2 separate regions of the Homo sapiens genome follow, and region 1 is linked to region 2. Evidence: chromatin contacts called from ENCODE POLR2A ChIA-PET data. All regions are on one chromosome and are shown on one strand. The core of a region is the stretch at or near the end of the contact, and the rest is flanking DNA. Distances in the headings are between cores, read along the strand shown.

Region 1 (3,708 bases), core at 682-3,181, 2.0 Mb after region 2:
ATTACTTCATTTTAAAAAAGTCTACAAGTTGGCATGGTTAGATTGTGGCTCAACAATGTCAAGGCTCTGCATCGGCTTCTGTGCCATGTTTTTGGCTTTCTCCTCACAGTGGCAGGATGGCTGCCAAGCACCACATCCTCATGACATGCAAAAGAAGAAAGAGAGAGAATGGGATTTCTCCTCCTATGTCTCTTTCTTATCCAGGAGCAAAATATTTTCAGAAGATTCCAGAAGACTTTGACTCAGATCCCATTTGCCAGAACTAAACCACATGACCATCCCTAACCCAATCACTGGTGAATGGGAATGAAATTGTCATTTCTGAGCCAGACCAAACATGGCTCATTCCCTAGATTCAGCAGAGGGGGGTCCATCTTAGCATACTGCTGCAGATACAGTTCTGTGAAAAAGAAGATGGGGAGAATGGTAAGTATGGGCGACACATACCATTTGTGAAAGGTGGCATCCTGAGATTCTGTTAGAGTGGCTCTGTGTTGGAATGCTGGGGAAGAACTGAACATGTGGCTGAGTGGAATCCGCCTCTGTGGGGTCTGTTGGTGCTATAAGTAAAAAGTAAAGGACGATTTGTCCCTTCTTCTGGACTCTATGTATGACCAGCTGACAGTAAAGTCATTTTGTTATGAACTCTACCACTCCTCCCTTTCACCGTTAGGGGCCTGGCGCTTGTGTTTCAGGTACTTGCCTGGCCATCAGAGAGCAGGTTCCCATCCCTACCAAGGGCCCAGAATTTGTTCTCCAGATTTTCTTCCCCTAAGGGGTGCACAAAAAGGAGTTGCCTTTGAGAGCAGTCGTGGGACTCAGGCCTGCAGTCAGAAGGGCAGCCCCTCTGGTTGAAGCTCTTTACTAAAAGGACTGATGATGTGTTTTCTGGAATGGGAGCCTCAGTTCATAAATCAAGGCTTGTTGCCTGCCCCTTTTCGCCTTCTCAGAGCCGTGCGCTCTGAAAAACACTTAGCAAATAAAGTTTCAGCTCCCGGTCCCCTGTGTCTCCCCTCCACCCTTTGTAAACCACTCTGCTAAGCTAGAACTGAGCAAAGCTGATGACCTCAGAAGACCCGGGGACAATAGGAGAACTCTGTCCAAGCCTCTTCCCTCCCACTGCACCAGATGGGAAGGTCATGCCGGGAGCCAGCTCTGGAGAAGTCCTTCATGCCCTCTGGTTGCCGTGCACCCAATCTTTGGGTGCAACAGCACATCAGTTGGCAAATGTCAAAAACCGAGAAAATAATAATTTCAGTACTCCATGTTGGCGTCATGCTCTCCAGCCTCCTTCTAAACACTTTCATATCTCATATCTCATTGGGTCCTTCTGATGACTCTGAGCAGCCACTAGGGCAGTGGTCACAAAAATCATTAAATCACAGTCATCATAGCCACTATTTTATGGACTCCCTACTGTGCACCAGGCATTGTGCTCAGCACTTTGCACCCATTATGTCTCTCAATGCTCTCAGCCCCATAAGGTAGGTACTGTCCCTAACCCCACTTTATAAGTAAGGAATCCAAAGCTCAGAAAGAAGGTGCAGCGTGCCCAGGGCTGCTCAGTTCACAAACGACAGAGGCAGGCTTTAAGCTCAGATCTCTTTAGTTGAAAAGCCTGGGCTTTTAATAACTACTACTTTATTCTCTCAGTCTAGGAAGTGATGTTTTGATGGCAGCTGGAGTGAATGCTCTTGAAATCCACTTCCTGATTCTTCCTTCTCTCCCGAGCCTTACTTCCTGTTTTCTGACCTCTTCTGGGAACAACCTGAGTTTCAAGTGCCAGATTAGGTGCTCTGAAACCTAGAAAAACAGGTTCAGGTCTCTTCAGCTTGGTCTTGTCAGGACTCCAGGGCTGAACGAGGCCCAAGAATCAGAGGACCAAATGCCGAGGCAGTCTCAGGCAGCTCCGACAGTCCGGGACGCCAGGCCCAGCAGTCCTACAGTTGCCCTCTTGAATCAGTCGGGTCCAGAGATGAGCAGCAGCTGTTACCTAGGCTATGTCAGGGCCAGGAGCCAAGGTAAGGGTCAAGGACTAACAGGAAAGCACATGAGGGCTGAGCACAGGGTTTGCACTGGGCAGCTGGGATCCAGTTCAAGGGGCCTCCTGCCCCAGATGGGAACAAAGCTCCAGGAACACACTTGAGCCAACTGAGAAGAGAACTCCCACTCAGAGTAGGGCTCCAGTCCAAGGAGGGAGGCTGGGAAATAAGGAGCCAATAAACCAGACCATCTCAGGCAGTTCTGGATTCCCTGTTTTCCGCGTGCAATCTGTCTGATTAATTCAGCTAATGTGTTATTGGCTGATAACAATACCTCATTTCCCCCAGGTAGCACATATAATAAGGTGAAGTAACCTATTTCACCATCTTTAATCCTTACCATGATTCCCAAAACATAGCAGGTGTTAGGGAGTCTCCATTTTACAAGTAAGCAAACTGAGGCTTGGAGAGATTAGGTGACCTGTGCAAGGTCTTCTACAGGAAGTGACAGGATTGGAGTCCTAGTCTGCTTAGCTCCCTAAAAAATGTTCTTTCTTTTCTATCATGTATCATGTATCACACTCAAGAACCAGAACTGTGGGGTCTTCACACACTGCAATATTGAATAGATCATGCATGTATCCATTTATCAACTAACATCTTCTCTGTGCTTGGTGCCAGGAGTGCCAGAGTGGATAAGACAGACAGCCTGTACCCAAGGAACTTACTGCTCATGCCCCCTAGACTTTTCTGATGTCGCTCAAAACCCAGCAAAGAGCCAGCTGCCTCCTTACATCCTCACCCCGGCCCTGGGTGAGGCAGGTCGGGTCTGCTACTGCATATTCCTCATGCCACTTTCTCTGCTTGTTACAGAAACCACACTGTTGACAGAGGCAGAGCTGTGGGACCAACGGATTAGACTGTATCATTTTGAATCTAAGCTGCATCCTCTGCAATCAGTGGCCTCTGCTGTCCCAGAGGTTTCTGTTTGTTTGGGGTTGGGAGGATTTGCTCGGATTAGCGTAGAGATTGTCTGTTCACCGGGGAAAGGGGCCCAGTGACTGACGATGGACCAGCTGGAATGCAGTCAGCTTGGCTCCTCCCATGAACCACAGCTCTGGAGTGACACAGCGCTTCTGCTGGCTCCAGCAGCAACAGGCGCCTGCCTGTAAGCACGACGGTGGGAATGACATCTTTTGGTTATCACTCCATCACTGAAACTCTTTAGGAATAATTCCAGCCCCCTCTCCAGCAGCCAGGACTATAAATAAAGATTCCCTGGGGATGCTGAATCCTGCCCTTCATCCTGGCTGCCTCTGTGACTCATTCCACAAGCCAATTCTTCTTCTATCTTCTTAATTATGGGGAGGGGGGAGTGAAAGTCTGTGCATATCTACCTGCATGCTGTGTGCATTGTCTTAGTTGCAGTCCACACGCATATGCATGCGTGTGTGTGGGTACATGTGTGTTTACCTGTGACTCGGTGTTTAAGCTTAAAATGTAGACAAGTGGCTGGGTGTAGTGGCTCACGCATATAATCCCAGCACTTTGGGAGGCCGAGGCGGGCGGATCACTTGAGCTCAGAAGGTCAAGACCAACCTGGCCAACATGGTGAGACCCTGTCTCTACTAAAAATACAAAAATTAGCTGGGCGTGGTGGCGGGCGCCTGTAATCCCACCTACTCATGAGGCTGAGGCAGAAGAATCGCATGAACCTGGGAGGAGG
Region 2 (3,556 bases), core at 185-2,684:
ATTAACAACAATAATAATAAATAGAATAGTTGGCTGGGTGTGGTGGCTCATGCCTGTAATCCCAGCACTTGGGAAGGTTGGAAGGTAGGAAGACGGCTTGAGCCCAGGAGTTTTAGACCAGCCTGGGCAATGTGGTGAAACCCTGTCTCTACAAAAAAATACAAAAAATTAGCCTGGTATGGTGGCACATTCCTGTAGTCCCAGCTACTTGGGAGGCTGAGGTGGGAGAATAGATTAAGACTGGGAGGCAGAGGTTGCAGTGAGCCAAGACTGTGCCACTGCACTTCAGCCTAGGTGACAGAATGAGACCCTGTCTCAAAAAATTTAAATAATAAAAGAGAACAATTATAACAATATACTGTAATAAAAGTTATGTAAATGTATTCTCTCTCTCTCTGTCAAAATATCCTATTGTTGGCTGGGTATGGTGGCTCATGTCTGTAATCCCAGCACTTTAGGAGGACAATGCCCAGGATTGCTTGAGCCCAGGAGGTTGAGACCAGCCTGGGCAACATACCGAGACCCTGTCTCTTAAAAAAAAATTAAGAAAAAGATCCTGTTGTACCATACTCACCCTCCTTGTGATGATGTGAGATAATACAATGCCTACTTGATGAAATGAAGTTAGGTGAATGTCATAGGCATTGTGGTGTAGTATTAGACTAGTAGTGACCTTCTGATGATTCATCAGAAGGAGAAGCATCTGTTTCAGGTGATCCTGGATCATCCAGCCATGACAATATCCATGGTTGGATGTCAGGAGCAGAAACTCTCCATGACTAACGGGCAGTGGTAGACAGCGTGGATCCACTGGCCAAAGGAATGATTCACATTCCAGGTGGGATGGAGCTGGATGGCATGAGATTTCATCATGCTACTCAGAACGGCTGCTCAGAACATTGAGCAATTTAAAATGTAGTATTGTTTCTTTCTGGAATTTCCCATTTAATATTTTCAGAGTACAGTTGAGCGTGGGTAACTGAAAGTGTGGAAAGCAAAACTGTGAATAAGAGGGGACTTCTGTACATTCTTCTTTTACATCATATTTATATTCTAGCCAATCCTTCCTGAGAATCAGTCTTCAGGGTATTGATTGAATTTTTGTAGCACTTTAGACTTTCTGTTTAGATTTGGAAGTCACCAAGGTTTGGTTCACAATTCGTTTACAAGCCCTCCCTGCAGTGAGGTTACTTCTTGATATTCTCATTCTTTGCTGTGTTAATTTGACTAATTTCAGAACATACTCTTTTCTTCTTTTTAATGCTACGTATCTATTCTGGTGACACCCTGTTATTAGAGAATACAAGTGTCATGACTTTTGTTTTGCTTTGTTTGGAAGTGGTGTCTGCCCATGGAAACTGATTTTCCTGTGTGCTGGCAGTTCTCCAGGAGGATCACTTGCGTCTTATGGCCTCTGGTGGGTGGTATTCAAACCTAGTTCCTCTTGGGAAGGTTTATGAGAATTTCCCTGTTTTTGATGATTCATCCTGAAAAGTGGTGGGTCACTGATTGAAATCCAACATCTGACAGATTCAAACACCTATGGGGAGGGGAGGGAGTGGAAAGTAAGATAGCAAGTAGTAGTAGTATCATTTTTAATACAGATTTATTCTGTTTCTTCAAATTTTTTCTTTGAAATGTTTTTATTAGTTTTTTTAATTACAAAAGTAAAATATGGTCATATGTCCTCATCTATCTACCCTTTGATGCAGCAATTCAACCCGTAGGTACTTATCCAAGAGAAATAAAAAGCTATATCAAAATTCTCATGTAAGAATGTTCCATAGCAGCTTTTTTCACAATAGCCAAAAACCAGAAATGACCCAAATGTCCTTCAACAGGGTATGGATAAACAAATTGTGGAATATCATTGGAATAGACTATGACTCACCAACAAAAAGGAATGAATGACTGATATATACAACAACCTGGATGAATCTCCCAGATAAAAGTGAGCAAAGAAGCTGGGCACAGTGGCTCTGTAGTCCTAGCACTTTGGGGGCTGAGGTGGGTGGATCACTTGAGGTCAGGAGTACGAGACCAGCCTGGTCAACGTGGTGAAACCCCGTCTCTACAAAAATTAGCTGGGCATTGTGGCACGCGCACCTGTAACCCCAGCTACTCAGGAGGCTGAGGCATGAGAATTGCTTGAACCTGGGAGGCGGAGGTTGCAGTGAGATGAGATTGCGCCACTACACTCCAGCCTTGGTGACAGAGCAAGACTCTGTCTCAAAACAACAACAACAACAAAAAACAAACAAACAAACTAAAACCAAAAATTAGCCGGGTGTGGTGGCAGGGGCCTGTAATCCCAGCTACTTGGGAGACTGAGGCAGGAGAATCACTTGAACCCGGCAGGTGGAGGTAGCAATGAGCTGAGATCGCACCACTACACTGCAGCCTGGGCAACAAGAGCCACACTCCATCTCAAAAAAAAAAAAAAAAAAGTGAGCAAAAGAAGCTGCACACAAAAAGTTATGGCTCCGGTTATGTACAATTCTAGAACAGGAAAAACTAATCCAAGGCAAAAAAAAAAAAAAAAAATTACCACGTTTGCCTGAGGTAGACGGAGCAGTGAGAACAAGAGAATTAAAAGTAGGCTGGGCACGGTGGCTCTTGCCTGTAATCCCAGCACTTGGGGAGGCCTAGGTGGGCAGATCACCTGAGCTCAGGAGTTCAAGGCCAGCCTAGTCAACATGGCGAAACCCTGTCTCTACTAAAAATACAAAAAATTAGCCGGGCGTGGTGGCATGCACCTGTAGTCCCAGCTACTTGGGAGGCTAAGGCAGGAGAATCATTTGAACCTGGGAGATGGAGGTTGCAGTGAGCTGAGATCATGCCACTGCATTCCAGCCTGGGTGACAGAGTGAGACTTCATCTCAAAAAAAAAAAAAAAGTAAAAGTAGAGCCAGGTATAGTGGCATGAGCCCATAGTCTTAGCTACTTGGGAGGCTGAGGCAGGAGGATTTCTTGAGCCTGGGAATTTGAGACCAGCCTGAACAACACAGTGGAATCCTGTCTCAAAAATAAACAAATAAATAAAAGTAATATACATTCATTTTAACAAGCAAAACAATCCACCTGTATAAAGAAAAATTTAATATGGTAATTTTGTTAAAATCTCAGTATTTTTTTTCACACTCCATCCATGCTCAGACAGATACAAACAATAATACATGCACATATGTAAATTTTGTTTTGGGATCATGCTAAAGTGCTTGCTTTAAAAAATACTCAATAGTTTATCATGGATATGCCTCCAGTTCAATAAATATAGATGTAACTCATTCTTTTTCTCATGTCTCAATAATGGTGTAATACCTTAATATGAATGTACCATAATTTATTGAACCATTCTCCTATTGATGGATAGTCAGATCATGTATTCATTTATTTATTTATTTTTATTTTTATTTCTTTTTTGAGACAGAGTCTCGCTCTGTCGCCAGGCTGGAGTGCAGTGGTACAATCTAGGCTCGCTGCAACCTCTGCCTCCCCAGTTCAAGCGATTCTCCTGCCTCAGCCTCCCGAGTAGCTGGGACTACAGGCGCACACC

What was found. ChIA-PET counts read pairs that join two places held with the same protein, here RNA polymerase II (POLR2A).
Region 1: POLR2A ChIA-PET joins it to region 2 with 19 read pairs in OCI-LY7. The contact joins two enhancer-like sites. POLR2A ChIA-PET finds 5 or more read pairs at or near these places in 2 of 52 experiments (OCI-LY7 and PC-9).

The regions. Positions count from the first base shown.
Region 1 is chr5:159,876,222-159,879,929 of GRCh38, forward strand. It overlaps a transcript of ADRA1B not described here. Among named protein-coding and RNA genes, the nearest start is that of LINC01847, 6.7 kb to the left of the region's middle. Within about 2 kb of position 1,932, at least 22 of the 41 ENCODE cell types and tissues checked have a DNase peak (open chromatin) inside an H3K27ac peak, as active enhancers do; they include PC-9, where a contact is called at or near this core.
Region 2 is chr5:157,870,242-157,873,797 of GRCh38, forward strand. No RefSeq gene overlaps it. Among named protein-coding and RNA genes, the nearest start is that of CLINT1, 13 kb to the left of the region's middle. Within about 2 kb of position 1,435, at least 3 of the 41 ENCODE cell types and tissues checked have a DNase peak (open chromatin) inside an H3K27ac peak, as active enhancers do; they include PC-9, where a contact is called at or near this core.